Linked DNA regions of Mus musculus: region 2 is linked to region 1. Evidence: chromatin loops called from intact Hi-C (ENCODE). Cell type or tissue: heart. All regions are shown on one strand. Links, peaks and the distances in the headings refer to the core of each region. The heading gives the core; the rest is flanking DNA. Region 1 overlaps Mapkapk2 (MAP kinase-activated protein kinase 2). Region 2 overlaps Pik3c2b (phosphatidylinositol-4-phosphate 3-kinase catalytic subunit type 2 beta).

Region 1 (15,398 bases), core at 3,375-8,374:
TCAGCTTCATTGTGAGGAAAGTAGAAAATTTCCACCCCAAGAAAGCAAAGAGGCGGCCATCCCAAGGTATAAGTGCTATGTTTGCCACACCCAAAGTGGGGATCTTTTTAATAAATAGTTTCCCTTGGGGGAGTAAGGAATGCTGTTTTCAAGTTTGAAAGAAAAATTGAGATGTGTAATTTGAATATGAAGGTTTTGATCAATGGTGGTGACCTGCCTGTCTCTGTCTGTGTCTGATTGTGTGTCCTTGCCTGTGTCTGAGTGTGTGTTCCTGTCTGTCTGAATGTGTGCCCCTGTCTGTGCCTGAGTGTGTGTTCCAGTCTGTGTGCCATTATTTATCTGGTTCTCAATAGGATGGTTGGATGAGAAGTACCCAGGAATTCTTACTGTCAAGGTCTGTGATCTTCCTCCTGCTCCATTCAGGTTTCTCTGCTGGAATTAGGGGTGCTGGTGGCTGAGCTCACCTAGGTCATGTGATGGTTATGGTGTTGATGACGTTTATCATAGGTCTGGACGTGGAGTCCAGCCATGCAGGTGCTCTGACAGTGTAAGGTGGCCGGCGAGGGTTGAAGCAGGAAGACTTCATAAGGGACTAAAACTAGCTGGCTCAGTGCTTAAGGTCACTTGTTATCTTGCAGAGGATCTGGGTTTGTTTCCTGGCAGCTTACAGTTGTCTGAAACTCCAGTTCCAGGGGCTCTGACACCTTCTGGCCACCTTGGGTATTGTGCTCATGTGTTGCCCTTACAGACAAGACATGCAGACAAAACACTCATATACATAAAGTAAAAATAGACTACTGTGATGTGAATGATGTGTAAATTCTGTCTGTCCTAGGTTTTAATAATCCCTGCAGAAGCACCATCACTACTGGACCCAAATAGCAAAGGTGCTGTGTGTGTGTGTGTGTGTGTGTGTGTGTGTGTGTGTGTGTGCATTCACTGGCCTACTTCTTTCCCTCTTGATGAAGTCATAGAAAAGGAGCCGTAAGCAAGGTGGTTCTTCACTCCACATAATGGAAGATATCATTTAGGGAGTAGGTAGTGTTATGAAGGAAGGGGCTGCTCATTTTTCCAAACTCTAAGGCAAATCCTTGAGTGTTCCATAGGTGGGAGACATTCTGCAAGTGTGTGTTCCACATTAAAGGGCCTGAGAAATTCTCAGCAGCAGAGTCGGTTATGCTTTGTGGTTTGGACATAAAGGTCTTTGTCTCTCTGGCTTTCTGTTTCTCTGGCTTTCTCCCTATCTTTGTTGCTCTGCTTCTCTCTTTGTCTCTGTCTCTCTCTGTCTCTGTCTGTCTCTGTCTCTCTGTCTTTCTCTTCCATCATTAGCATCGTATGGCCTACTGTCTGAGAAGTAACAGTAACTACTCCTTCTCTGAGAGAACTGCCCAGTGATTCACAGTCACCTGAACTGAGCTAACACCTGTTGCAGAGGTTTGAAAAAGCTGTGTGTTTGGTGTGTGTGTGCATGTGTATGTATGTGCGCATGTGTGCTGTTGGGAGGGGGGATGGTGGATGAGGGGTCCGGCAGGTGGCTTCTGTTAAAGGTGGCTCTGCCTGAAGCCCTTTTGCTTTGTATTTCTGGGGAAGCTTTGTCCTGCCTTGGAAGCAGTGAATAGCAGCTACATCTGTTGAGCCTGGGAAGTGCAGCTTGCAGTGTGGGGGTGAATGAGCAGTTGGCAGACACTCCTGCTAGAGGCTCAGGCTGCCCAGAGCTTCTTGGTATTAGGGAAAGGAGGGGCTGGGGGTCCTTAGGCAGCTGCTTGCTAATCCTGGCCATGGGAGGAGTGAGATTTAGCCTGCTTTTCTCTCTCTGCATTCTTTTCTGACTACAATGCCAGGCAGCTATACTGACCCTTGAGGGAACAGCAGGTGACTTGGAGGTTTCTCTCTTCCTTGCTGGCTTTGAACAACAGAAGATAAAGGCTTTCACTTCACTCTTCGGTACTGAAATTCAGAATTGTGAAATACATTGAGATAGATTGACTAAGGATTGTGGAGGTTTAAAAATACTTTTTAATTAAAATAAACATTTTTCTATTTTATATGTATCATGTTTTGCCTGTGTTTTTTTGTCTGAGTACCACATACGTGCCTGGTACTGTGGGGGTCAGAAGAGGGTGTCAGATCCCCAGGGACTGGAGTTACCATCTGTGTGCTGGGAATTGAACCCAGGTCCTGTAGAAGAGCAGCCAGTGCTCTTAACACTGAATCATCTCTTCAGCCCTTTCTTGTATTTTCTCAGAGTCCTTATTGGAATTGTTTTTAGAGCGTTGTTGGTATTGGTTGAAGGTGAATGAGTGATTTGTAGATGTCAGGTGGCCTGAGAAATCTCTGAAAAGGCCTAACTGGATTCTTTACCTGGAACAAACCTAGGCCAAGAGGGTTTCCAGAGGCAGTTGAGGGCTTCAGTGTTTTTCCTGGGCAACCTGTAGGGAGTCTGGTTATTTCTCCCTCCTTCCTTCCTCCTTCCTTCCTTCCTTCCTTCCTTCCTTCCTTCCTTCCTTCCTTCCATCCATCCATCCATCCTTCTTTGTTTTTGTTTTTGAGACAGAGTTACTTTGTGTAACAGTCCTGGCTGTCCTGGAGCTCACACTGTAGACCATGCTGGCCTTGAACTTCCAGATCCACCTGCCCAGTGCTGGGATTAAAGGCATAGTGTGGTTGTTTCTAAGAAAATCTGTACTGAGGCACAAGTAGGAGTCAGCTGCTTCCTGGGTTGTATGCTGGCACTGCTGGGAGGTCTCAGCATGATTTAGCTAGGTTTCCTATCTCTGTTGTACTGGTTTAATTGTTTTTAGTCTGCCTTTTCCCATTCGAGTTTTTACAGAGGAGTTAGTATGTCCTCAGCAAGAACTAAGTGGGGTGTCCTTCATTTTCAGCTCTTTGGCATGTTCTCTGGTCTCATATGTAATTAGAGGCCCAGTTACTGAAATGGGGGAGTGGCAATCCTTGTGGAGAAAAGCCCCACGCTGGTCCTAACTACTTGTCCAGAGACTGGGGGAGGCCAGCTGTGCTATGAGAAGTGGCGGACTTAGCCACTACTGCCAACTGGGGTTGTGTCTGCAGACTCCAAACCTCCAGGGCATCTGGAAAGACCAGGAGCTGCGACTCCCCAAGACTGTTCTCTGGTAGGAGAGGAACCTCCTCACTGAGGTAGAGGTGGGCTGAGGGGTGGAGAAGGCCTGAACACATGAGGTGAAGTGTGAGATGGCTCCTCCAGTCAACTGGGGATGCGTCACTGCTAATGGGAAAACCTTTAGATATCCTCCAGATTAATTGGTCATGATGGAAACTCACCCCCCTCATGGATCTTTATGTATTTAGAAATCTTCACTTTTTCCAGGTTGTGACAGGCAGTGTCAGCTCTTTAACCAAGCCCCTGAAGGCTAGGAAAGAGGGCGGTGGCTGAGCCTAATGCTGTAGTGGCTGCCTGCCCATCATCTTCTGGCCAGTGCCTTTAACTGTCCTAGGGTTCGAGTCAGAATGCGGTGTGCTTGTACTGGGGAAGAGCTGACATTGGAGCACCATTGCCTCTTTAGGCCTAGCCTGTGTCAGTGTCGTGCTTGCACGGTGGCCCATCTGGATCTAGATGACATCCTGCTATTTTGTGTGATGAGGATCTCAGGGGTTTCCCTTGGGACTTTCTCCTCACTCTGCAGGCTCCTCTTTTGGGGTCTTGACCTCTGTACCCGTTACTTTGTTGCCATGATAAAGCACCATGACCAAACAAAGACCAAACACAGGCAATTTAAGGAGAGTTTATTTTGGCTTACAGTTTCAGAGGGGTGAGAACCCATCATGGCAGCCAGAGGCATGATAGCCAGCAGGTGGCATGTTAGCAGGAGCAGGAACTAAGAGAGTATATCTTGAAGTGCAGGGGAGAAACTGGAAGTGGGGCTTTTAAACACTCAAAGTTTCCCAGTTACTATTTTCTACTCCAACTAGGCTGTCATCTCTTCAAACAATGCCACCATCTGGGGACCCTGTGTTGAAATGCCCAAGTCTGTACGGGACGTTTCTCATTTAAACCACCATAGCCTCTGAGCCGTCACTCATCCACCTATCTTTTACCTCATACCCATGGCCTAGCAGTTGTTTTGCTTTGTGAGACATTTTTATTTGAAATGTATATTCCCTCTTTTAAGATCCCGAGTCCTGAAGCTCCAAATGGTTCAGGGTCCCTGGAAACCAAAAGGGCGAGGATGAGAGAGATCTTAGCTGGTTTTAGGCATTGATAGCCAGGAGGGGTTCGCTGGTGTCCTGTGCTTTTCTGGGGAGACCCACAGGGTCTCCTTGCACCAGGCATGTCTTAGATCACACAAGGAAGAAAACGGTGAAAGTAACTTGTCTGTAGTTTCTCAGTAAGCTAATTGTAGCACTTACGTTAACACCAGCTTGCTCTGCCTTCCCGCACATTCTTGATGTCTCAGCAAAGTCCATCACATGTTATCTGTGGGGCCAGACTTAGATGATTTGTGTCGGGGTGGGGACAGAGAAGGTAATCTTAAAATTATTGAAACTGGACTTTTGAAAAATATGTGATTTTTTTTTTCACCCAGAAAATTTATTTCTTTAATTGTCTTTGGCTTCCATAATATTCTTTGTGCCAGAAACACACACACACACACACGCACACACACACACACACACGCACAGGAAGCTGGGGCTAAGGGAGGGGCGTCTACTTATTGATTCAGATGCTTGCTGTGGTTCACCTGCGGAGCGGAACATCGTGGTCCAGGGCTGCTTGGACTTGAGGCTGCTTCTTGAGGAGTCCTTGGTGAAGCAGCAGGCTCCTGCTTTTGGCCTGTGTAGATCTGATTGCTGGAGATGAGTGGAGGTTTGATTGACATCTGTGTATTTGGTTTCTATCTAGAAAAGTGGTTTCTAGAGACATTATAAATATTGGGCTGTCAAAGCTGGACAGAAACATGCTCTCACCCCTGCACTGGGCGTTGATCTCTTCCTCTCAGGCTAGAATGGTCAGGACTTGTTCCTGACTGTTACACAATGATGCAGCTGGTCCCATAGGAGTAGGAATTGATGATATCCAAGGTCTGAGTGCCTTGCATTTGCTCTGTGCTGGCTAGAGTTGCGTGTCACCGGGTCAGCCTGGCCTTCCACAGTTCTTGCGTTGAGTGACCCTTTGTGGGTTGAGAGGAGCACCCTGTATACTTTCCTCCTGTGACCTCCAGCCTCCTCTTGGTCCCTTGTGGTGCAGGAGCCTGGCTGTTCTTTCTCTTTTTGTCTTACTGTGATGTGCGGTTAACATTGTCTGCTCAGCCACCTTGTTCTCGCATTAGCCATTTACCATACTGTTCTGTCACCCTTTGCACTCTGAGCTGACCTGTCCAAACAGTTTGTATTTGCAGGGACTTCAGAGTGGGTTAGACACCAGCCCATGACACCTTGTACTTCCAGTATGCATTTGCACTAAATTCTAGTATTTGCCATTGTTCTCGCTCTCTGTCTCTGTCTCTCTCTTTTGGTAAAATTAAATAGCAATGAGATACAAAAATCTTAATTTGATGAAGCTTAACAGGGGTTCCATATACAACCCCAGTCTCTATAGCAAAAAGCTTATTACTCTAGTAAATTCCTCCATGCCCTCTCAATGGTACCAATATATACCCCTTGACAAGATGGACATACACACACACCACTCCACTCTTGTATGTATGTGTGTATGTGTGTGTGTGTGCACACACCTGTGTGTATGCATGTATGTATGTGTGTGCACGCCTGTGTGCATGTGTGAACGACCTGTGATGTGAGGTTTATCCACATGGTTGCATGTGCTGGTGGTCTGTTACTCTCTGTGCTGAGTCCTGTTCCATTGTGTGGGCACGATAGTTGCTTATCTTCTCTCCTGTGGATGGGCGTTTGGGTTGTTTCCAGCTTTGAGAACGGAGGACTCAAACTCCAAGAGCTTCCCACACAGGGCTTTTTCTTGTGAGCCTGGTGTTTTCATCTCTCCCGGGGAAGTAGCTGGCGTGTGATTGCATGGGTACTGGAGGCTGCCTATTCCTGGCCAGCTGCCCTGCCTTCTGACTGTCTGAGATTAGGGCGAGCCCACTCTTCAGCTGAGTTACTCTCCCCAAGAGGGTGGGCTCTCCTTGGAGCCTGCCCAACTTTTTCCAGAAGAGGAAAATGGCAGTCTTATAAGACTTTATCATTGTTGACCTGCTTGCTGCCACTGAGAAACAGAATTTAGTCTGCTTTGAGTCCCTGACTCCCGCTTGAGGGCTGTCTCTTCAGGCCTGTTGCTCTAGTTTTGTGGACTGTTTCTCTTGTGTTGTGGTCCTCAGATCTGCCACAGCGTGGTTTTCCTCTTCTGAGCAGGAGCACAGTTTTCCCTGTGTGACCTAGAGCTGAGCTGCGGCACCCTGGGTGTGGTGTGTGTGTGTGTGTGTGTGTGTGTGTGTGTGTGTGCAGTGCAGACCGTGGGTGGCGCTGTGCCGTGCCAGATGAGTTACTGTCCATCACAGTGCTGCCCATCCGACTGACTGATGTTGCTGTTAAGATACTCAGCGTGATATCACATTGAATCCTCGAACAGGAGCTGCACACATTCTGTTTGCTCTTGTCTCATTTAATCCCTGCTTCTAGCTGATGAAAAAGCTACTACTAAAATTAGCTTTATTGGGACCCTGGTTTAAATCAGCCTTTCTTAGCTGTGGTATTATTGACTAGATGCATTGTTGTGATAGGAGCCAGGGAGAGTGGGGGTAGGGTAGAAGTTGATGTTGTCCTGGGATTTGTAGGAATGAGCAACGTTATGGCTTTCACTGCTTAGATGCAGTTGCCATGTGCTCCCCAAAGCAGTGATAATGAACACTTATGCCAGATAACTGCCAAGTGTGCCTTGGGGCAAGCATCAGTATAGTTTGGTGGTACCACACTCACTAAAGATGGAACTATACAGAGAAGACTAGCATGGCCCCTACACAGGACATGCACATCCATGAAGCAATCCATCCATCACTTTCCAGAGGACGGGTCCCTGCTAGGTTTGTGGGGCAACATTTATTTCCCTTGGAGTCTTTTGTTCCTGCTGATCAGGAAGTAGAATGAAGTGGTCTTGATGGGGGGAGGGTCAGCCTAGTTTGAAAACAGGTCCAAGCTGTTGCTTTTCCTAAAGCTAATCACTATGGATCTCTAGTGTGCATACTTCCAAGTTATGTGTTTTGTGTGGTCTTCATTTTCTAACGTTCATGAGTTTCACCTACTACAGATGAAATGACCAGTTCTCGGCAGCGTGGCTCAGCTTTCGGCTGCCGTGGTGGATTAGCATTGAGTGATTGTGTGGAGGACAAACTTCTCTGTGAGCTCTTGAGTGTGCAGGTCACCGTGCACATGGTAATATTGTGGGCAGTGACCAATCTTTTTACAGTCAGTTGGTTATTGGTCAGCAGGCCATCTGGGAAAGTTTGTGCTTCTGTTTCTTCCTTGTCTCTAACGAGAAACTCATGGCATATTTTGATACATATTTGATACACATTTAGATACTATCACTGTCTGCATTAAGTGGCTGAGGGTAGTGTAGATTGAGAAAATGAAGTCATTGGTTAAGGCCAGGCAAGGTTGAAGTTGGTATTTGAATGAACTTTAGAACTATGCCTTTAGTCACAATTCTTTACACCCTTTGTTTTTCTTAGAAGTAGCTTAATAACAAAAACCAACAAGTATGTTTACTGCAGGAGGCACAGATCTAAGCCCAGTTTTATTAACCCCTCCCTGAGGAAGATACATTATTGTCCTATTCTGTGTGGAAGGGGACTGGAGGCCTGACGATAGGAACCTCCTTGGGGCCACTGCCCAGATGGTGGCAGACCGGCTGGGTCCACCCCAGGCAGGCAGACAGAGCCTTTGCTCCCTGGTATCTGGAGCCACTCCTGTGACAAGGTTCCTTCCTCCTCTGCTGTTGTAGTGACTCCAGAAATACTAACAGGTCTTGGAGGCGATTTTTGCCTCATGTTTTCTCCTACTGTGTCTTAAAGCAAAAGCAGTAACAAAAAACCCTGTTGCCCAGGCCACGCCTGATTGTTTCTGTCTGCTCTTTCCACACTGCAGATTTCATAAGCTTGTTGTCGGTGATGTCGTTAGTCAGCTCAGTGGTAAAATATTAGACAAAGCCAAGGATGGCATTCCTTGTTTTTGTCATGGGGTGGACTCTCTGAGTTAGTCAGCAAGCAGATTTTTATGGACTTCCTCTCAAGTGCCGTGTATTGGGGACTTACAACTTGGAACCAAAGAATGGACAAGACATTGCCTTGGTCTGTAGTGGGAGAAGACACCTATTGTGAGTAACACCAGTGTTTTTAGCTTTTGCTTTGGTATGACCAAACACCTTAGCAAAAGCCATCCGAGGAAGGGTTTATACTGGCTCAAGGTTCAGAGAGTCCAGTCCATAGTCAACATGGCCCCATGTGCTTGGAGGAACGTAGTAAAAGAGAGCTGTTTATGGGAAATAACAAGATGGGGAGCTGGTGACAGAATCCATTCAAGGACTTACCTTTAGTGACCTGCCTTCTCTAGTCAGGTTTCAACCTCTTAAAGTGTCCAGAACCTCCCAAAATAGCACCACCATGGGGGCCTAAGCATAATTTAGTAACTCTTTGAGACAAGAAATGCGAGTCACTGGCCGTGATTTCTCAGGGAGCCCAGGCTGGACAGTGAAGGCCTAGCTGATGATCTGCCCCAGAGCTTTACCAGAGATGGTGCATGTAAACCAGTCCGTGTGTTTGGTCTTCCCTTTAAACAAGCAGTAACTCTGTACCTCTCAGTGGGTAGAGTGTTAGCACTCTGGATTGCGGATTGCTTCCTTGCCCATGTTTAGCATTTCTAGTCTGACAGACATCGAGCCTTCGTGCTAGAACAGATGGGCAGGGTAGCCATGGACATTCCCCCAGTTTCTGTTCCCAACAGGGGGCCCCTTCCTCCCTGATCAGTTTTGACTTGGCTGCAGCATCTAGTTCACGCGCTGAGGCACTCTGCTCTCTTTTCCTGAGCTGACACCCACTCTGCCCTGCCTGGCTTGCTAGCAGGTTTTAGGTCTTGGGATCCATCTTTCAGTGCCTCACTTTCCTTGTGATTAGGTGATACTAGAGCTCACAGTTATGATGCTACTCTGATAGGGGAAGTAATTCCTAAAAGTTTAAAGGGGCTGGGCAGTAGTGGCACACGCCTTTAATCCCAGCACTTGGGAGGCAGAGGCAGGCGGATTTCTGAGTTCGAGGCCAGCTGGTCTACAGAGTGAGTTCCAGGGCGGCCAGGACTACACAGAGAAACCCTGTCTCGAAAAAAAGAAAAAAAAAAGTTTAAAGGGAAATCAAAATGGCAGATGTTTTAGTTGTGGAAAGCAAAGTCATCCGGAAAGGCAAGGTGTTTCTAGAAATAATATTTTTTCTAGAGATAATCCAAAAAGAAGGCCCCAGACTAAATTTTAGAGTATGCAGAAGGTATGGTATAACCCAGCATTGGACTAATGAATATAAGTCAACAAGGGCTAGGCAGGGTAACACTTTGCCATTGGGAAATGCCCTAGGGAGCCTCCCAAAGGCCCCAGTACCAAATTCCATTCAATCATTCCCTGTCAACTTTGGGGAAACTCATCCATAGAGCAATTAAAAGATTTAGCGCCTGTTTTTAAATACAGTACTGCTCTGGATACACTCAAGATCAGAAGAGTTTCAGTAGATAAAACAAAGAATTCAGGGGAGACCAGAAAACAAATATTTTGGCAAACTGCTACAAATGATCAGAGACCAAAGCTAAAAATACAAATAAATGACATTGAAATTGAAGGCTTAGTAGACACAGGAGCAGATGTAACAATAATTTCACCAAGATCTTGGCGTCCAGATTGGCCTCTTCAGCAGGTAAGTATTCAGTTTCTAGGGATTGAAACTTTATCTCAGGTAAAACTGAGTGCATAGGGCCCGAAGGACAGAGGAAAATGAAAGCCACATGTTGCTAATATAGCCATGAATTTATGGGGACATGATTTGTTGCAGCAATGGAAAACACAGATTAACATTCCTCCAACCTCAGAAACAAACCATAAAATAAAGAATGTTTCTGAGAAAAATATTAAAAGGCATTATCACAGACTGTCCAGGCTGGCCAGAAGCAGGGCACAAGAGCTGCAGAGAGACACTGGACAGTAGAAAAAGCCAAGTTAAATCAGCTGAGAGACACTGGACAGTAGGAAAAGCTGAGTTAAATAGGCCTGTATATTTTAAAGATGTGTGAACCCCAAATGGAAACTGGAATATGTATTACGTTTGGGAAGAGGTTTTGGCTTTGTTTCCATAGGAGAAAAAAGCCGTGGACACCATCAAAATTGATAAAGTTTAGATTCAGACAGGAGAGACCTCCTGAATAAGGAGAGTTGATAGTTCATCAAACAGCTTGGTCATTCAGTCCAAACTAACTTATAAAGACTAACACATGTCTTTCATCTGATCAGGCATGAAAAAAATAAAAATAAAAATTAATAATATTTTCAAATGATAATTTCTGAGAGGCATACTTACCTTACTGTCTTGTGCCCTAACTCCATGGTCGAATGTCAGACTGTAGATTGCATGTAGCCCACGCCATCTTGAATCTTAGCTTTTGAGTTTTCTTTTTTAAATAAAAAGAATATTTTTGTTGTTTAGTATTTAAAGCCACAGGTAAGAGATTTAAGGTATTTTATGATATTCAAAGGGTCACTACAGTTCAAACTTGTTTTCTAAATCTCTGTTAGGTGATTTGGAGCCTAGAAAACAGAGTTTTTTTCTAAATTCCAGAGTTACTGTGAACAAGGTAGTGTTGTGTGCCTTTAATCCCATCACCATGGGACAAAACTCTGATACAGTTTCTAATTAGTATCTTTGCACACTAGAGAAACCACATACCATGTTTAAGGAATTCATATTCAGGTGGGGAATCCCAGCACCTGGGAGGCAGAGGCAGACACTTAAGAATTATAGTGATTTAAATTTGAAAGCCACTTGCAAAAGGCAGGCTGAAATTCAAAGTGAATGTCCTTTGTGATCTAAAAATAAATACACTTAAACCTTGAAAAAATATATGCAAAGAGAAAGGAGAATATAGGTATATTTATCCACTAAGGTATATTTAGTTTCAAAATAATTCTTTAAAACTTCAGTGGAAAGGATACTTTTTTTGTTGCATTTTGCCCTAGGAAAGATATTCTGCCGAAGACTGACAAAAAAAAAAGAACCCTAAGTAGGGGAGGGTTTTGCTTTCATCTTTCCAGTAGAATAAGAGATATATTTTACATCTGGCATTCAACTTGGTTGGAAGAAAAATCCAGCTTGACTGGAGAAGAAGAGAACCTCTACTGTTGCAGAAGGCAGAAGACATCTGAGGACACTGCCGCGGAGGCCAGGAGACTTGAGCCTGACAAAAGGCCGCAGAGGAGACTTGAGCCTGGGAGCTCCAGAGGAAGAAGCATCAAGTCTTTACTTTGGGCTGGATGCCCGGAGACGCTCGGGAAGCTCAGATGTCAGACAACAACGCAGGAGACAGCAGATCTTGAGAGAATCACAGTCATCCCAAAAGACAATTTTAATTTTATAGACAGACTCTTCCTGCATGAGAAAATGGGAAGCTCCATTTCAGGTCCGTAGGAGTTGGGGATAGAAATGTCACTTGAAAAAGTCAGCACAGTACTCATTGCAATTGTGACCATCAGGGTAAACCCCTACCTAGTTTCATTGCAATCTTCCATTTTTCCTCCTGGAGAAATAGCTCTACAACAAGAAAAATTGGCTGTGGTACTACAAAAGCTTGAGAGACAAAAGGCAGGAGATGCAAAAGAACAGGAACTGCTAACTGACTGAGCTCCTGACCTCCTTCTTCTTCTCTAAATAAAAAGTTCTCCGCTGATTCTTATAAGTCTCACCTACTAAATACTGAAAAGTTCGTCATTTTCCTTCCTATCCCTTGAACATTAGCCCAAGGTCAGCTTGAAGAGTTTGGCACATCTCCTTTCCAGCCGGCTTTGCCTTGATTTCTGGGAACGATGCCTTGTGACTTACTGGAAGCTATGGCTGATGCAGTCAGTCCATTTAATCAGTTAATGAGTGCCCAGTGCCAGTCCCTCCTCTACGTCAGGTTTTGCACTGGGCCTCAGAAATGGAGCGGCTCTGTGTGTCTGTGTGTGTGAGATAATGAGGAAGTGCAAAGGCCTGGGAACACTGTAGGGACAGTGTCTTAGGGTTTCTGTCGCTGTGATAAAACACCGTGACCAAAACCAAAGTTGGAGAGGGAAGGGTTTATTTTTTTATGCTTCCACATAAGAAAGGCATCATCAAAGGAAGTCAAGACAGGAACTCATAAGGAGGCAGGAGCTGATGCAGAGGCCATGGCGGGGTGCCTCTTATTGGCTTGCTCCCCATGGCTTGTTCAGTTTTGCTTTCTATAGAACCCAGTACTACCAGCCTAGGGACAGCTCCACCTACAATGGGCCGGACCCTGCCTCACTAATCACTAGTTAAGAAAATGCCCTTCAGGCCTGCCTAGCATAGTCTTATGGAGGTCTTTTCTCAGTCTGGGTTCCCTCCTCTCAGATGGCGTAAGATTAACAAGCACAGTGGGGGATGACCAGGATGGATGAGGGAGAACAGGAGTAAATATCTGATGCTCAAACTCCTTAAAACTCATGGAAAAAGCAAACCACTGCCTACAAACATACACGGGAGAACTTGAAGGTTGGCGTGGGACTGACTCTTAGATTTATCACTTACTTCCTGGTTGGCTTTGGGCAAGTGGCTCCATTGGGCCTCAGTTGCCATCTTAGTAAGTGGAGCCAGCAATAGGTTGAATCCTGTGGGGCTCTTAGGTCTAAAGGTAGCAATGTTGCCTTGTCTGAGGTGTAACCGGCACAGGATAATTTGAGTATAAATGAAAATTATATTTTGTCTTTAGGTCATAATCATCTACTGGGACAGAGAGAGCATCTGTGCCCCTAGTCTTTTGTCCTCCCAGCTAGACTACCATCAAAAGCAACTAAAGACTTTATTTGGCTTATGGTTCCAGAGGGCTAGAGTCCATAATGGTAGGAAGACATGTCATGCCTGCAGGGGTAGGAAGCTGGCTGTAACATGTCTGTGGGCATCGAGGGAGCGGGAAGACTGGATGCTCTCAGAGCCACCTTAAGTGATAAACCTCCTCCAGCAAGGCTGCACATTCTGAAGGTTCCTCCAAACTCTGATTTCACTTTCTAGAAGCAGCACCAACTGGGGACCAAGTGTTCAAACACTCCGAGCCTCTGGGGTCATTCCTCATCCAAACCAGGGCTCCCGAGAAGACTGTCCGCACTGGCAGGGGGTCATTCCTCATTCAAACCAGGACTCCCGAGAAGACTGTCCGCACTGGCAGGGTGCGTGTCTACACAGCTCAGAAGGAAGCTGTGGGCAGTGGAGCTTGGATCTGGTTTATTTTGCCTTCTGCAATAGTTTGGCTCCCTTCTCCAGGAAGTTGTCCTGTTGCCTTCTTACAGTCCTGTGTACATGTGCAGCGGGCTCCTCCTGCCTCCCCGTGCTGTCTTTCAGCCCTGCTCTTGTCCTCTGGAAGGAAGGATGCCTGGCCTGTGGAGTGCATGTTATTCTGCCCCAGTGTCAGGTGAGGGGTTCAAATAAAAGGCCTACAATACTGCTTCTCTTTAAAAGAAATTCATACAGACATTAAGGAATCAGACAAATATAAAAAGTAGAAAAAGGGAGTGGGGAAATCTGCCTTTCCTGTAGGGCCCACTGACTGGTCATCAGCACCGTGAACTCTTTGTTGTTGTTGTTGTTGAGGTTTTACTTTTATTTTATGTATGTGAATATTTTTCTGAATCCATGTCTGTGCACAGTGTGTGTGCGGTGTCTTCAGAGACCAGAAGAAGGTGCTGAACCCCCATGACTGGAGTTAGAGATATCTGTGAGCCATCATGCAGGTACTGGGAACTGAACCCAGGGCCCCTAGTCTTAAGGCTAGTGCTCTCAAACAGTGAACCATCTCGCCAGCCCAGCACTGTCAACTACAAATATTCCTTCAAGGAGACTGTAGGCATCCACGGGGCCATAATATTCTCTGTCTCTGTCTCTGTCTCTGTCTCTCTGTCTCTCTGTCTCTGTCTCTGTCTCATTTACAGCTGTGGCTGTGGGAGTCTGCTCTCCCTCCACCGTGTGGGTCTGGGGATTGAACTCAGGCAGTCTGGCTTGACAGTGTGCGCTTTTACCCATTGAGTGCTCTCACCAGCTTCGCTTTCTTCTGTCTTAAGAAACAAAACAACCACAGAAACACATGGGGAGGCGGCCATTCTGTTTAGTATCATTTTCACCCTTGTCTTTTTTGCCCTGTTTTTTTTTTTTTAATTAGGTATTTTCCTCATTTACATTTTCAATGCTATCTCAAAGGTCCCCCATACCCACCCCCCCAATCCCCTACCCACCCACTCCCCCTTTTTTGGCCTGGTGTTCCCCTGTACTGGGGCATATAAAGTTTGCGTGTCCAATGGGCCTCTCTTTGCAGTGATGGCCGACTAGGCCATCTTTTGATACATATGCAGCTAAAGACAAGAACTCCCGGGTACTGGTTAGTTCATATTGTTGTTCCACCTATAGGGTTGCAGTTCCCTATAGCTCCTTGGGTAATTTCTCTAGCTCCTCCATTAGGGGCCGTGTGACTCATCCAATAGCTGACTGTGATCATCCACTTCTGTGTTTGCTAGGCCCCGGCATAGTCTCACAAGAGAGAGCTATAACTGGGTCCTTTCAGCGAAATCTTGCTAGTGTATGCAATGGTGTCAGCATTTGGAAGCTGATTATGGGATGGATCCCTGCATATGGCAGTCACTAGATGGTCCATCCTTTCGTCACAGCTCCAAATTTTGTCTCTGTAACTCCTTCTATGGGTGTTTTGTTCCCATTTCTAAGAAAGGGTAAAGTGTCCACACTTTGGTCTTCGTTCTTCTTGAATTTCATGCGTTTGGCAAGTTGTATCTTATATCTTGGGTATCCTAAGTTTCTGGGCTATTATCCACTTTTCAATGAGTACATATTGTGCGAGTTCCTTTGTGATTGGGTTACTTCACTCAGGATGATACCCTCCAGGTCCATCCATTTGCCTATTTTGCCCTGTTTTTAAAAAAGAAATTTAAGAGATACACAAAAGAAGAAAAATGTTACCTGTAATACTTCCCGTTTATAATAAACCTAAATTAATGTTTGGCGTGTTTGCATCTTGTCTTGAGGATTTATGAAGTGCAAATGCAGTTTCATTTAAGTTGAGGATGTTGAACATAGCCGGGGCGTCACCAGGATCCTTGTGTGCTCTCCCAGTGGTGACAGCCAAGAGGCCACCTTGTTCTCTCGATGAGAGCGCCATGCTCT
Region 2 (15,398 bases), core at 5,855-10,854, 2.0 Mb before region 1:
CTGTCCCACTGAGTGCTAAGATTCTAGATTTGGTTTAATGCTGTTCTAGGGCTGGAATCCAGTGCCTTGCATATGCCAGTCAAGCACTCCAAGCTGTATCTTAGCCCCTTCTAAGAGAATGTTGAGAGAAAGGGAAGTAATAAAAAAAAAAAAATCTGAAGACCAGTTAAATGCTGTAAGAGAGGCAAGAGAAAAACAAGAAAGGTATTTTTAAAAACAGCAAGTAATATTTACATGACCCATTATAGAGTATAAAGAAGTTTTATGGGTACTTCCGGTTGGGTGTTCCTAATAACTTGAAAGGTAGAGATGGCGGCATGTTTGTCCCCAGGTAAGAGTCAGGAAATGACTCGGGAAGCTGGAGGATCTATCTGGATAAGGAGAGTTATGGAACCTGATTTGACCCAGGCTTGTGCTCAGTCTGACTGTCTACTGCTCCAGGGCATCCCTGAAGGAAGCAGGTTAGCTGCAGCCATCCTGGAGCTGAGAGAGAGGGCTTACTGCTGGTCCCAGATGATGAGGTGGAACAGGTACTTGGAGAAGTGAGCCCGCCGGGTCTGCAGGGGGCTGCAAAGTTCCTTGCCACCGTGGCTGAGGGAGCAGGAGAGGTAGAAATCTTCATAGCTGCAAAGCAAGCAGAGCGGTCAGTATACCTTGCCCTTCACACCAGCCACACCAGCCACACCAGCCACACCAGCCTCAGCCGCCCTGATGCCAACTTCCATTTCCTCTGGTAGACTTCTCTTCATCTTTGGAGGATGCAGCACGGGGTCAGTGTGAGGACCACCATGCCAGGCTTAAGGAACAGCAACCTGATCAGGACCCCTAGACCCCCAGAGTTTTAGGCACATGCTGAGTACAGGAGGTTTGGTTTTTTGTTTGTTGTTTGGTTTGTTTTTTTTTTTTCTTGGTCATTTCATGGGAATGGCTGTTTAGTCTCTTCCTTATAGTCAGCCACTGGTGTGTGTGTGTGTGTGTGTGTGTGTGTGTGTGTGTGTGTGTGTGTATGTGCAGGCAAGGAGGGTGGGGGAGGAAAGCGACATATGCTACCATGAATACCAGCACATGGGGGTCCCCGTGGCTCATGACAGGTGCCTGACAGAAGAGGTCAGAGAAGGCCCCTGTTTCCCAGGCTGCCTCCTTTGTTCTGCGCCAATCGCCCAGAGGAATACATTAAGTGAGAAACAAAGAAAGAAGGGGAAGGGGAGGAGAGGGGGGGAGGGGTTGGTAAGGGTGGGATGGGGCCAAATGCCTATTCCCCCAGGCCCCAGGACTCTGGGGACCCAGAAGAAGAGCTGAGGACTACCAAATGGATGTCCTCTTCCACCCACCCCGCAAGGGAACCCCAGACAAAGGGTCACCCCCTCCCTGCCACCCTCATTGTGCATCTGCAGGGGAGTGCAGCCATTGGTGTGGGCCACACTCTATCTGGGAACCGGCCATCTGTCGCTTGTCTCCCTCAGCCGGCTCTGGATCTGGAGGGGGCAGAGAGACCGAGGCAGCCAGGACTGGGGGACTGGCAGGTGCTTATCTATCTCCTAGGGGGCTTTCTCTCTCTGAGATGGATACAGACTAAGGTCCCCTCCAGGTACTAGGCTCATCACCTTAGCCCTGTGGCACCAGAATGCCACATAATAACAACCATCCTAACATAGAGGGCCACAGTTAGAAGAGAAGAAGCCACCAGGCAGCGGAGCTCCCCCGACCCCCCAGGCTTCCCAGCCCTAGCCCTAGCCCTGAGTCACCTGGTAGCCCAGATGATGGGAATACGGTGAGTGCCATAGACAGTGAAGGCCAGGGCCCCAGGGAAGTGGCAGGCCTCTTGAACCAAATCATGCTTTCGGCTCCCAGGCACCGCCGTCTGGAAGTCTGCATTGAATGTGCTGCAGTACAGCTCCACCAAGTCCAAGATGGCCGCTGTCAAGGCTTCTACCACCTTCTCTGTGAAGTGGGGAGGTCAGAAAAGAATCTCATTAGGACTCAATAGGGGCCATTTGGTTGCCATGACACTAGCAGTATGGGACAGCTTGGGACAGGGATCAGCCAATTTCTAATAGCTGTGACAAAGCTTACCCATGTGTGGAGAGATGGGAAAGATACAGGAGCGTGCATTAAGCTGAGTGCCCAGTTTTAAATTCGGGCCTTATCCAGACACTTAGCATCATTTAGTGCTACAACATTGTTATTTTTTAAAAAGTCATTTTCTAGGGAGACAGCTCAGTGGTTAAGAGCACTTAGCTGCTCTTCCAGAGGACTCAGGTTTGGTTCCCAGCACCCACATGGCAGCTCACAACTCTAACTCCAGTTCCAGGGGCAGGGGTTCAACATCCTCTTCTGATTTTTGTGGGTATCAGGCACACATGTGCCACGCAGACTTATATATAGGCAAAATACCCATACACATAAAATAAAAACAAATCTTTTTTTTAAACAAAGACTTTTCTTGACAAAAACAAACAAACAAACAGTGCTTGGTGAGCTTACACATCTCTAGTACCATGCACATGTGGACACACAGACACACACATACACAGGCAGAGAGAGAGAGAGAGAGAGATGGGGAGAGGGAGAGGGAGAGGGAGAGAGAGAGAGAGAGAAGAGCGCTAGAAGAAATGCTGTTAGCTCCTAGACGACTTTAGAGGAAATTTACTCATCTGTTGAAGTCCAAAGATGGATTCATTTTTTAAGAAAGCCAGTGATGGGGCTGGAGAGATAGCTCAGTGGTTAAGATCACCGGCTGTTCTTCCAAAGGACCCAGGTTCAATTCCTAGCACCCACATGGAATCTCTCAACTGACACCAGGATCCAACATCCCCACATAGATAGGAATACAAGCAGACAAAACAACAATGCACATACAAAAAAATAAAATTTGAAAGAAAAAAAGAAAAGAAAAGCTGGAGACACAGGCTGTAGGATGGGGATCTGTTCAAGATTTGATGGGAAGACTGCTAGAGAGAATCCTTCCTCCCATCTCCCAAGGCCCAGTCTTAACTGGAAGTGCAAGGGGTTGTGGCTGCCAAGAAAAAAATCACAGCCTAGCAGGGTGAGCTTCTCCATCTGGATTGACAGACAAACTCATCCCTGCTCACACCCCTACCCCAGCTCACCGCTCTCTCCCAGTAACACCATAAGCCTGATTAGCAAGAATAATGAGAAAAAGATCTGTGGAAAGAAATATGGGCTCCAGCTGTGTCCACACCTCATATGGAAACACACACACACACACACACACACACACACACACACACACACACACACGGCCAAGAAGGAAGAAGAATGTGGGCTGAGTTGGCAGCTGGCAGGTTCCAGCCTCTCTGCAGCATCCTTACCTCGGTTTTCCCTCACACTCAACACGCTGGGATCCTGTTGGGGGAAGGAAGACCGAGGGTCAGACAGAGCCCGGGTCCATTTTTAATGCCAGTTGGTAGGGCTTTTCACAGCTGTGCTCATCTGGGCCCCGGCAGGGCTTGAAATGTGAGGAGCAGAGATTCCCCAGAGAGGGAGGGAGTGATGGTCTGTTCCACAACCACAGGGTGGATGGAGTAAGCAGATAAAAAGCCATGCTTCCCCTAAGGAAAGAGCCCCGCAAGGCTGGGGAGACAGGATCTGTAGTGCTAGCTCGCCTGCCCTTACTGCACACAGATCCACTGAATCCCTGGCTCTGGGGATCCCCTTCCCTCCTTGGTTTTGCACCCTCCTAGACGAGCAAACTCTCAGGCAAAGCCTTTCTGGCCTTGGCTCATGTGGTTATTCTCGTGAGGTGAAGCTAGCCCAACCTCTATGCTCAAGAGGAGGGACAGGCCTGGCACCCATTTCCCAGGAGCTCTTTTGTCTGAACTGCTCACACATGAATGACAGAAGTGGAGAACCTTTCATCTATTTTTTTTATTTGTCTCGAGACAGGGTCTCACTGTGTAGCCCAGGCTGTCCTGGAACTCACTACGTAAGTCAGCCTGGCTTAACAGAGATCAGCTGCCTCTGCCTCCCAAATTCTAGCTGCTTAAGAGAGTCTTTTTAGTAAGGTGGCCACCAAGTAACGTGACAAGCCACAGCCCAGTTACCCAAGCATTCACTGTCCCTTCCTCACGCTAACACCTGGGGCTCCGTACCTTCTGGATTTTTGGCTGCATGCGCGAGGGGCAGGGAGGCAGCTGGTTGAGAGCGCTCGTGATCTCGGGAGTCTCCACAGCAGCCAGAGCATTGCAAATGGCCTTGACAGACTGGACCACCCTGTCAGCCTTCAGTGGGAAATCCCCCTGTGGGAGGCCATACAGTAAGGCAAGTGATTCAGCTCTCTGCCTCCCCACCAGCCCAGGTCTCAAGACTGTGTTAATGACTCTAAGGAGGAATTGCAGGAACCACGCTTTATTTGCTCTGAGTGGGCCACAGGCATACTCCCCAGTCTGTCGGCCACAGCCCGGAACCTTTTATTCCCAGTCTGCAGCGAAGTTTATCTCTGTGTATACACAGGTCTCTGCCAGAGGCCTAAAGTGTTAGGCAATCAATTGGCAGGAAACAGCAATGAGGCGAGAGAAACACAGTGAGGCCCCCACTTGCTTGTCCAGACTTCTCATAACTCACTATAGAATGTCCAAGCTGTCGCGGCCACAGACACACTGCACTCCCCACTGCCCTCCACACTTTGGCTCCCGGTGCTTTCTCATCAGAAATCTCTTCCTCTGACTGTGACTACTTGTGTCAATCCAGATTAGGGATGAGGACACCTACTCCTTCACAAGCCCTCCCCCATCCCGACCCCCGTGGCCATCCTCTTGTATCTAATAGCTTTTGATGAACACTCCGTTTTCCTGACTGCACAAGCTCCCTGAGGCTAAAGCAGTCTTGGGCTGTGCACCTACCTCGCTCGCCTCTACCCAGCCTCCAAACTAGCACAGAACACTGCAAAGTGGTCAGTGACCATGCTGTTGTAGAAGCTACTACAAAATAGATTCTAGTAGTGTGTGAAAGGTGAACGAGACAGACCGCCCCAGAGGAAAGAAGCTATAACTGAAACTTGATCTGTGGAGGACGGGGATGGTTATTTTGCTTGGTTTTTTGTTTGTTTGGTTGGTTTTGTTTTGCTTTGTTTTATTTGAGACAGGGTCTCACTATATAGCTCTCGCTAGCCTAGAACTCAATGGGTAGACCTTGAACTCAGAGAGGTCTTGCCTGCTTCTGCCTCCCAAGTGCTGAGATTAAAGCTGCGCGAAGCCATGCCTGCCCAGGGTTTTGAATTTTGAAGACTACTTCCAAAGAGCACTGCTTTAGCTTCAAGGTATTTGGGGAAATGGCTCCAAGGTTGACACTTCCATGTAAGGCCAGGAGGAAAAGGATCTAGTTGTCACTTTCCTGAGGGTGTGTTATCTATGTCACAGGCTCAACAGAACATCTTAACACAGCGTTCCCATGCACTTTGGACAGGAAAAAAGAAAAGCCTGGGCCACAACCCTTAGCTTGGAGATGCTCTACTTCAGAGACAGGATCAGAGCCCACCTTTTGACTTTCACAGAAAGACAGAGCACCTTCTCACACACTTGCCAGCTGCCCCACAGCCAGATGTTTGGTTTTTTTTTTTTTTTGTTTTTTGTTTTTTTTTGCTTGCCCGGAGCCAGGAGTGAAAAGAGGTGTCACTGACAGCCTGCCATTTGCAGGCAAGGAAGGAACTTCCAATAGTTCCTCTCTGATCAGTCCCAGGGTGGATACTCACATCAGCCAGCAGGAAGGCGTCCACCTCATTGTGGTAAGTGTCAAACAGAAGACTCAAGGCCTGCCTGGGGATATGGGGTGAGAAAAATCACAAGAGAGATCACAAAAGATTCACTGCCGTGGGAGACTCATGCTCTCCCTTCCCTCTCTGTTGGAGGATCAGACCCTGATGTGAAAGAGTTCCCACTCTTTCCATGCATGCCCCATGAAGATGGAAAAGGGGTCCTTTCCTCATGGCTACCTCTCACCTAGAAAAGGACAGAAAACTACTGGGGCAGTAGTTCTCATCCTGTGGATCTCAACCCCCAATAGGGGTCGCACATCAGAAACCTACATTAAGACTTTTAACAGGAGCCCAGTGTGGTGGCGCACACCTTTAATCCCAGCACTCGGGAGGCAGAGGCAGGCGGATTTCTGAGTTTGAGGCCAGCCTGGTCTACAGAGTGAGTTCCAGGACAGCCAGGGCTATACAGAGAAACCCTGTCTCAAAAAACCAAAAACCAGAAAAAAAAAAAACCAAAACAAAGACTTTTAACAGGGGCTAGAGAGAGGGCTCAGTGGTTAAGAGCACTGACTGCTCTTCCAGGGGTCCTGAGTTCAATTCCACCACATGGTGGCTCACAATCATCAATCATATATAGTGGGATCTGATGCCCTTTCTGGTGTGTCTGAAGACAGCTACGGTGCACTCACAAACATTAAATAAATAAATAAATAAATAAATAAGACCTGTAACAATAGAAAAATCACAGTTACAAAGTAGCAATGAAAGAATTTTATGGCTTGGGGTCACCACGCATGAGGAACTACATTAAAGGGTCACTGCCTCGGCAAGGTTGAGAACCACTGGCAGGCATAGAGGAAAGAAAGGAGAAGTGTCCTGGGACAGGGGCATCCCTGACAAGTTACTGGACATTTACGAGACTCTGTCATCCTAGCCGGAAGCTGGGCGAGTATATCTATGCCATCCCCTCACAGTTCCTGCTTGGACTCCACCCAGGTGGTACCCACTCTCACCTGCTGATGGTCTGCTTGACTGGCCTCTCTTGGAGATGGATGAGGTAGTTCAAGGTGGAAGGGCTCTGGTCGTCATTCACCTGAGGGAGGGAGCGAGCAGTGCCCTGGTCAGGCAGGGATGACGCCCTTTCCTCAGCCCAGGATACCTACCCCACTCCCTTAACATGTTCCATATCACCCTCTGCCCATTCTACCTGCCCAGCTATGTACAACTGTCAGCCATTTCCGACACGTACCGTCCGGGCCAGGTCGCTCCGGATAGCCTTCTGCTCCATCAGCTGTAGCCGGATGCTGATATCAAACTTGCGGCAATATTGGATATACTCATGGCTTCCCAGGGCGTGCTTACTGGAGGGGTAGGGGACGAGATCATTAGTGCCTTAGGGACTCAGTGGGAGGAAGGATGGGTGCTTCAGCTTGGGGAGAGACAACACAGGGAGGAAAGAAGGGAGGGCAGAGGGGAGATGGGGGAAAGGCCTATGTTGTAACCCTTATCCTTTACCCAATGGAATGCCATGGTAAAGCATGGGGTCTTCCTGAATAAAAAAGCCACCCACCACACTTAGCCCTTCCACAAATGACTCTCTGGCTCATTTCCCAGGATGCTGTAAAGAGTTGGGGATACAGAGGGACTTCTTAGGGACTGGTTGCTTAAATCCCATTTTCTTGGCTTTGACAACCAAGCAAAGATGGGCTGAGCGATACAGACTCCTCTTTTTTGTGCTACTCACTAAAGGTGCTGAGGACAGACAAAGCAATCGGATGAGAGTTCCAGAAACAAGTTTCATCCGGAAGCAAGTTTCATCCCACCCCCCCACCCCCCTCCACCAATCCTGCCTGATCACTAATCCCCAGGGAGTCTTCACACTTTCTAAAAGGTAGGAGTGGTTCTCACTGCTCGGCACCCACACAGGAGACCCCCAGTTCCTAAGAGGCAGCCTGCTGATCCCTCTGCCACCCAACTTCTCCCCCTCCTCCAAATCACACCTTAATCTGAAAGGAAACCCACAAGAAAGGGCTGAACAAGCACTGCTCTGGGCCAGGCCCTAGCATCTGAGTAGCAGAAGCCGGAAAAAGACTTCCTTCCTCCGCAGAGGTGGGAATCTGAACTAGAATGGAAGGGGATGGAGGGGAGCAGAGGGAAGAGGGATGCAGAGACTTCTGCAAGTACAGGGCCTCGGGGCCAGGCCAGCCTAGACTTAGAGGCTCTCCACATCCTGAGGGGACCTGGCACCTGCACTCTGAGCTCTGATGGGCTAAGGTTTAAGTAAAAGTGAAGTATGGTGTGGGGAGGCTAGACTGTCAGGCGGGGCGGGCCTGCGGGAGGGTCTGTGAGGAAGGAAGAGCGAGAGCAGTGGTAGAGAGGGGGGAGGTAGCAGGAAACCCAGCCTCCCTTAGGACTGTCTCAAGGTTCTTATCACAGAGCTGCCTGCATCCTGGAGCAACACTCCCCTTCAGTATCGGCCCCTCCAGCTCAGTGAAACAATCCCGAGGGCTTCCTTGGGAACTAGCAATTCTCTGGAAACTCCAGAGGGCCCTTTCCACCCAGGACCCAGCACTATGTTTTTATGCACGGTGGATGGTTAGAACCAGGGAGTCAAGGCCCCAGTAACTTCTACTTGTTGGTGAAAGGGTTTCTGCTGTGTAGCACAAGTTGGGGTAGGAGTGAGGGGGGCGTGACCCAAGGACCACTTGACATTCCTACTACCTCTGAGACTCCAAGGCTCCTGGATTTGGGAGTCTACAGGGAGAATGTGGCATCTGCGTACTTGGGAGTCCCAGGAGTCCTCCTCTGGGGTTGGTCCTTTGTTGCTGGTATCCACTGACTGCTCATGAGGTCCTCTTTACTCTAATTCCATCCCTTCTGTCCGTCTTTCTCTGTCTGCATCTGCCTCTGCCTCTGTGTGCATGTACACACACAGATGGAACCCAGGGCTTCACCCATGCTAGGCCTCATCTCTAGCACCGCTCCCCAACACTGGAGAGCAGGCTTCACAGCTGGTCAATGGAAAGCCAGAACTGAGTGTAAACTGTTCTCCGGAGTCCGATTTACCCACGATAGCCCTGGGCCCAGCACTGGCACTTCCAAGAGACCCTGCCTTCCAGGACCTCTCCCTGCCCCTCTAGCAGAGGGTGGCAAGAATACAGCGAACACATCATGGAATGCATTTGTGGATGCCCTGGAATTATATCATAACAGGCCTGGTTCATTTCCCTCAGCTTCCAGATGAGGATGCAGAGGCCAGAGAGCGGCCACTATCCCTAATGCTGACGCAATCCGTCAAGAAATGAATCTTTAGTTCTGACTACCAACCCTGAGCTCTAACCACAGACAACTAAGCTTCCATCTAGATTTGCTCCAGGGAAAATGCGCACAGTAGCCGTTCACAGGAACCACTGAGGAGGGAGATAGAGGCCTTGCCTGTCTCGTTCTTCCAAGGGGGACACGGGCGGTGGGCAGCATGGGTGGAGGTCAGCAGAACTCCTGATGTTTGTTGCCACACCATCCTAGCTCTGGGGTGGGAGCCCTGCCTACCCCACCCCAGGTTTCCACAGTTCAGGGTAATGGAGAGGGCTTCTCATAGCTGGTCCCACATCACACTTTCCAGGGAGGCTGCCTTCTGTAGAGGGCACTGGCTGAGGGAACTGGAAGCCAGCCTAGGGGGAGGCTAAACAGCTGCATAGGCCAGTGGAATTCAAGGCAGAGAAAGCCACGAGAGCCATTGTGATGCCTCCCTTTGGTTCTATACGGGCATTTCTGCCCAGTGGCTGCATGCCCTCTAGAGTAGGAGAGGCCACCTGCCGCTACCCCTAACCTGCCCCCACATTCGATGCACGTCTCTCCGCAAGCAGAAGCCTGCACACAGAGACGACCTCATCTTTGCTTCATCTCAGCTCCAAGCTCTTTCCACGGCAGATTTGGCTCAGGATCCGGCCAACCCAGCTGGAGAATGGAGCTCCCAGGGAAAAGTGCGACGTGGCTGAGAATGTGCCCAGAAAGGGAGTCCTGACTGCGGGGCTAGGGAAGAGCAGCAAACACTGAGCCAAGAACAGCTCTCTAAGAGCCTCCCTCGTTCTCCCAGCCAGAAGGCAAGTGTCACTTCAGTCTCACAAGACCCGGGCTCCATTCACTCACTTTTGCAAGAACTCCTCCAGCCCACAGGGCTTCAGCACAAAGTCGCCCACGTCCACTTCCCTCAGCTCATCGTGAGTGTAGCAGAGGGTCTGGTGGATGAGCAGGTCCACGGTGGAGGAACCTGGAACGGGTAAGGCAAAAGAGCGAGGGCAGTGACATCGGGCAACTGGGACAGACCCTCTCTACCTCGTTCCTTTATCATCAGCCAAGTGGTCTCTAGTACCCACCGGCAGTCAGATAAAACTTGGGGTGGAGCAAAGTTACTATGTACCCAGACAGCTGTCCCTTCAGAAAAGTCTTCATTCAGGCGACAGAGTGAGGTGAGAAACAAAGTTCCCGAATAGTCCTCCCTGCCTCAGCTCTAGGGACACTGGTGTAACCCCGACTAACTCACAGTTGCAGGTAAAGGTGAGTGGCTCCCGGAGACTGTCACACAACACTGTCACCTTCAGGTTGACCTCATCCCCAAGGTGTTCTGGACTTGGGGTGACAGTGCTCCAGACACACCCAGTTAGGGAATAGTCCTGGATATCAGAGCCCGTTCGAAGGCTGTATAGGAAGAAAGGAGGAAGGACTCTTGCTGTGTCTTCAGAAGGTCGGCAGGGCCCCTCACTCCCAAAATCCCACTGACTTTTCTGTCCCAACTCAGCTGAGCCCCCTGACCTGTGGGCTAGGCTGGGGCAGTGGGTTGGCAGCCTGGGGGCTGTAGTCTTTCTGGTCATCTCTGCTACAGTCACAAACCAATCCCCACAGTGTAACAGTAGCAAGAGCTCAAATAGGAGTTTTCTACACTAAGTTTAAAAGAATTTAACCAATAAGTAGTTAGCAATCTACTTCCTTCCTCTTCCATACATGGGAAGTTTTTCCTTCACTGAGTGGTATGTTTACTCCTAAGGGCAGCTGAGGGTCAGGGTCTGAAGCGAGAGGACACTTAGACTGATCAAGGTTTGTGAATTTTACTAAAAATGTGAATGTTTTTGTTGTTTGTTTGTTTGTTTGTTTGGTTGGTTGGTTGGTTGGTTTGAGACAGAGTATCACTGTGTAGCCTTGGCAGGCCTGAAACTTGCTATGTAGACCAGGCTGGCCTGAAAAGCCTGCAAGAGAAAAGCCTGCAAGGGTCCCACTCTGGAATTTTATTTACTATAGCTCCTCGTCCTTCTTAAAGGAATAGGTAGCTTCCTCTAGAGACCTGGAATCCTCCCAACCACACACACACACACACACACACACACACACACACACACATACGCACGCACATACACAGGAAACCTCCCCCCCCCCCCATCCCATCCTCCAGTTCTTACATATCCAGCATGTGGCAGAACGCAGCAACTTCCTCATCTCTCTCCTCTGAGACCTCAAACAATTCGTGGCCATTGGCAACAGTGTGGGGCCGAGAGCCCACCTTAAAAGGAAAAACAGCTGACTCAGCTTTTCCCCTTCTCTGGAATTCTTTCTCTGAAGGGCCTCCCAAGATGTGAAACCACAGCCTGTTGTGTAAGGGCTTTCAATGTAACATTAAAATGAACACACACACACACACACACACACACACACACACACACACACATGAAATCCAGAAATACATTACCTGCCAACCTAGGACACCAAAGAACAAACTAAAAAAGGATTTGAAGCCTGGGCTAAGAACAGAAGCTGTGGCAGTGGACAAGAGTGGCCAAACCTGCTCTGTGAGGAGGACATGTCTGACCAGCCCAGTGTGGCCATAATCAGGCAGAATGTAACACAGTGCTGAGAGTCACCATAGGCAAAGCATGTCGTGGGACGGCTCCCAGAGACACTGGGGTGAGCTGAGCTAGGTTAGGCAGGTGGTTAGCCCAAATGGTCCCCAGGGAGGCCTGGCCTTGGACATCCAAAGCCCTGGAAACCAGACTCTAACTCTGAGCTCGTCGCTAGAGGTATGACTCGGACACCTGTGCCTTCTCAGGAGGAAGACCAACGTGTCAAAGCAGGGCTCTGGGCTGGGAAGAACCTGGCTGGGCTCCTTTGTTAGGCTCCTTAGAGGCTTGCTGGTTCTAAGTGGCTATGGCTACAGGCAGCCTGCCCGAATCAGCCTCATTTCCTCTCCCAGAACACGCATGTAGTACTGGGATCCTTAGACAAGGCCCCAAACTATCTCCCATCCCGGGGCGGCTCTAAAATACCCAGGAAACTGTCAAAGGATCCCTAAGGAAGAACAAACAAGAAGCTAGTACTGATAGGCCTCACAGGCCTGCCCAGGGCAGCAGCCCAGGAATGAGACTCTGGCTCCATGGAGTCCCAGGCTGCATCTGGTAAAGGCGGCAGGTTCTAACAGCTGCTCTGGAGAGAAACGGGGGTGTCTGGTGCTGTGGTTAGTGTGTGCCACCTCACCTCCCATCACCCCTTCAGCTGTTCCTATGCCCTCCCTGCCCCTCTAGGGCAGAAGGCAGTAAGCTCTTCACTGAACATTCTGACTGCAAGTGTCCCTCCCTCTGGTCACTCTTGCTCCCCTGGGTGTGTGTGGGGTGGGGGTGGCAGTACATGAAGAAGAAGAAGGCAGCAGTGGGGGCAAGTTGGCAGTGGGGGCAGTTGGCATGTGAGGCCCTGGCTTTGCCAAGCGTATGCCTGTGTTCCAGACCAAACAATAGTACCACTGTCAGCAATTAACCTATGAGAAAGAGTCAGGGAGAGAAAGAAGGGGCAAGAGAGGCAGGGAGGGAGAGGGACAAACAGAATGGCCACTGAAGGCCATTTCATATCCTTTCTGTACCATTCCCTGGCACCGTAAGAAAACAAAAGCCACTTACGTTTGCCCGGCTGGCAGGCCCTGGTGGCATCGTCCGATGCTGGTCGGGGGAGTCTGCCAGGCAGAGGCTGGCAGCGGGGGTACCAGGCTGGCATTTGGAGCTAGCCCTTTCCAGAGATGGCTCAGTGGGCCTGGGATAAGTAGGATCCTTCCAGCCGGAAGCCCGGCGAAGGCGGGGTGGGGGTATAGGAGCGGAGATCAAGGGGTCTCCCCTCCCAGCAGGCTGTGCCCCTGCCCCGAGCTGAGGTGGGGGGGACCACTGCCGCATTGCGTCCCCCACCCGAGACTGGCAAGAGCTTTTTGCTTTGCCCTTGCTGTTTCAAGGAGACTCCAGGCCAGTTCAGGCTCCCTCTCAGTACTCTGATGACACATGAGATGGGGGAGGGAAGACAAAGGTGACTACCACCTACCCCAGGCTGCCCGACTCTGTGAGCAGTCCCAGCTCTGTGTGATGAACTCTCCCAGCCCTATAAATAGCAGGAGCAGCCCCACCTCTGAGTTGAGCCTTTAAAAAGCCTGAGCTCTGGAGTTGCAGCTCACCCTGATTAGGCTTTGAGGGACTGTCTCTGCAAAAGCAGAGGAAGGAAGGACCGTGCAGCTGTGTAGAGTTGGAATTGATCCCTAAGGCTGGACATGGGGCGGGAAAGCCCCAAGGCACTAAGACAAAGGGTAAGGAGGAAAGAGGGCTGGAAAGAGGGGTGGGCTGTAAACTGCTACACAAGTCTGAAGCTATGGAGCGGACACCTGGCTTCTGGGAGCAGGGTGTCCAGAAGTCAAGGGTAAAATAAAGTGGCCTTCAGGTCCCTGCTGGAGATACTCCTGACACTTCATGGGCCAAAGACATATCAACACACATATGTGTGGTAGCCATCTGGGATGACATGAAGAGACTCTGTACTTTATATATAATATGTTTTATACACACACACACATATATGATATGTATATATTATATATATATATAATTATTATACTGTCAGGCTTTTTCTAAATATCTTCACTGAGGAAAGAGTGAGGAAAGACAGATAAAAGTAAACACCCCCACAGCATGACCGCACTTACTGCCCTTGAACTATATACTTTTTAATGGCCAATCTCAAACGTGTCACATATATTTTTATCACAATAAAAAGCAGTGAGGAAGGGAGGTTGAGAGGAAGAGGGAGGAAGGGAGAGACTTTGGAATGAGACCAGCGTCTAATACCAACTCTGCCATCTCATGCTGTGTGGCTTTGGGGCATCAGACAGGGTGTTGTGGAGATCTGGATGGGGTCACAGACCACTAAACAAGTAGCTAATGCTATGAGTGCTATGAGTGGTCATCAGGGCCGAGCAGTGGTCAGCAGGGCAGAGCGTCAGGAGACAGCCAGAGTGAGCTTGGTGACTCCTAACTCTGTCCTTACTTCAAGAAAGAAGTACCTATTGGCAGCCAGTACTTCAAAACTCCTGCCCCCAGAAAGGCTCTTGTAGCCATCGTGCTGAAACGTAAGCCTAGAAAAGGAGCCAGACCATTCCAGATGTTCCTGGCCCTGCCTTCCATAATAAAGCCTAGCTTGGATCCCTCCCCAACCCTCACAACAAGTGCCCAAGAGCCCCGAGGGCAGAAGGGACGACTAAAGGGCAAGTGAGATTTTGTAGATCTGAATTTGCAATGGCAAAGAGAAACTAGTTTACGTTCTGAACGAATGCACAGGAAGGTCCTCACCGGAGCAGCAGAAATCCGTCGGTTATTGCCAGGTGTTGCATTTTTTCGGTTGGCATATCGAGAAGTATAGGTTCGAGGGGGCACCTGAGGGGGCATCGTCTTGCTCCGGGCCACAGGTTTCCCAGAGGTGTCCTTGTTGAAGTCCAGGGGCCCTCGGCCCTCCTTCCAGCCCCTGGTAGCATCAGACGATATCTCTGAGTCGTAGGTGGACTTCAAGTTGAGCCTGGTAATTGCATCATTGATGCCATCGTAGTCCACAGACCCCAGCGTGTGTCCCTGTCCCCTGCCATCAGGCAGCTCTCCCTCTTCTGGGTCCTGGGCCACTAGCAGTTTGTCAGGTGGCTGTTCTGCCGAAGAGAAACTGTTGATGTCATTAGGCTGAGAGATCTTGGAGGGTGAGGGTGATCCTTTTCTAGGAGGCAAGGGAGGGGCATCCCAGATAGAGACACGAGGAGGGAGAGGAGGTGGGGATAGTTTCTTGCAAGAGCCATCTGTGTCACCTGATCCTGGAGACAAAGAGCATCTCCCCTCTGAGCCATCAAAAATATAGAGATAGTCTCCAGACAGGGAGCCCTTGGGCCAGGGGTCTGGGCCAGGCTGTGGATCCTGGGAGGTAGAGTTGGGGAGCCCCTCTGGTGGGGAGATGGAGTTGTAATTTAGGGTGGGATCAGAGCCAGAAAGACCACGCAAGAGCTTGAGGTCGGTCCGCCTGCCTGCTGGCTTGCTGTAGAAGTCCAAGGCTGGCTCATCCCAGCTGATAAGAGAGGGTTCTGTGTTCTGCTTGGCCCTGCTCTCCTCCTTGTGATGTCGGAGCCGGGAAAGAGCGTCATACTCCATCTGCAGGGCTTCGGCCATAGCCAGCTCTTTGCGGCTGATGCCCACCGACTCCAGGGACTTCCAGTGCTCCCCATTGCCCTGAGTGGAAGACATGATGAGGGCGGGGGGCACAGGAGATGACAGAGCCTTCTACTTCCTGCCAGTGTCAGGCCTGGAGGGCAGGTACATGCTGTCTTGGGACCTGGAGGCAACAGGTGAAAATGCAG

What was found. A loop is a pair of places that touch in the nucleus more often than their neighbours do. Peaks named below come from ENCODE experiments on the same cell type or tissue, not always from the same donor. Only the 100,000 strongest peaks of a DNase experiment are listed, where the experiment ranks them.
Region 2: it touches region 1 in a loop (20-fold over the local background); 1 of 42 quality-filtered maps calls a loop at or near these places.

What each region holds. Positions count from the first base shown.
Region 1 is chr1:131,065,247-131,080,644 of GRCm38, reverse strand. The region is part of intron 1 of Mapkapk2 (MAP kinase-activated protein kinase 2); the gene reads left to right. It also overlaps the pseudogene Gm25549. Among named protein-coding and RNA genes, the nearest start is that of Mapkapk2, 25 kb to the left of the region's middle. In heart, for the core only: no CTCF peak of the experiment used is centred there; DNase peaks (open chromatin) are centred at 5,044 and 6,014; H3K27ac peaks cover 1,073 bases.
Region 2 is chr1:133,066,187-133,081,584 of GRCm38, reverse strand. Pik3c2b (phosphatidylinositol-4-phosphate 3-kinase catalytic subunit type 2 beta) reads right to left here. Exons shown (of 33, transcript NM_001099276.2): 2 at 14,356-15,373; 3 at 11,167-11,267; 4 at 10,257-10,411; 5 at 9,863-9,983; 6 at 6,963-7,074; 7 at 6,727-6,806; 8 at 5,711-5,774; 9 at 4,113-4,259; 10 at 3,333-3,366; 11 at 1,746-1,941; 12 at 502-624. The coding sequence starts at 15,285. Gm28609 (a long non-coding RNA gene) reads left to right here and starts at 13,087. Exons shown (of 4, transcript XR_003948004.1): 1 at 13,087-13,319. In heart, for the core only: no CTCF peak of the experiment used is centred there; DNase peaks (open chromatin) are centred at 6,844, 7,814, 8,144 and 9,684; H3K27ac peaks cover 4,186 bases.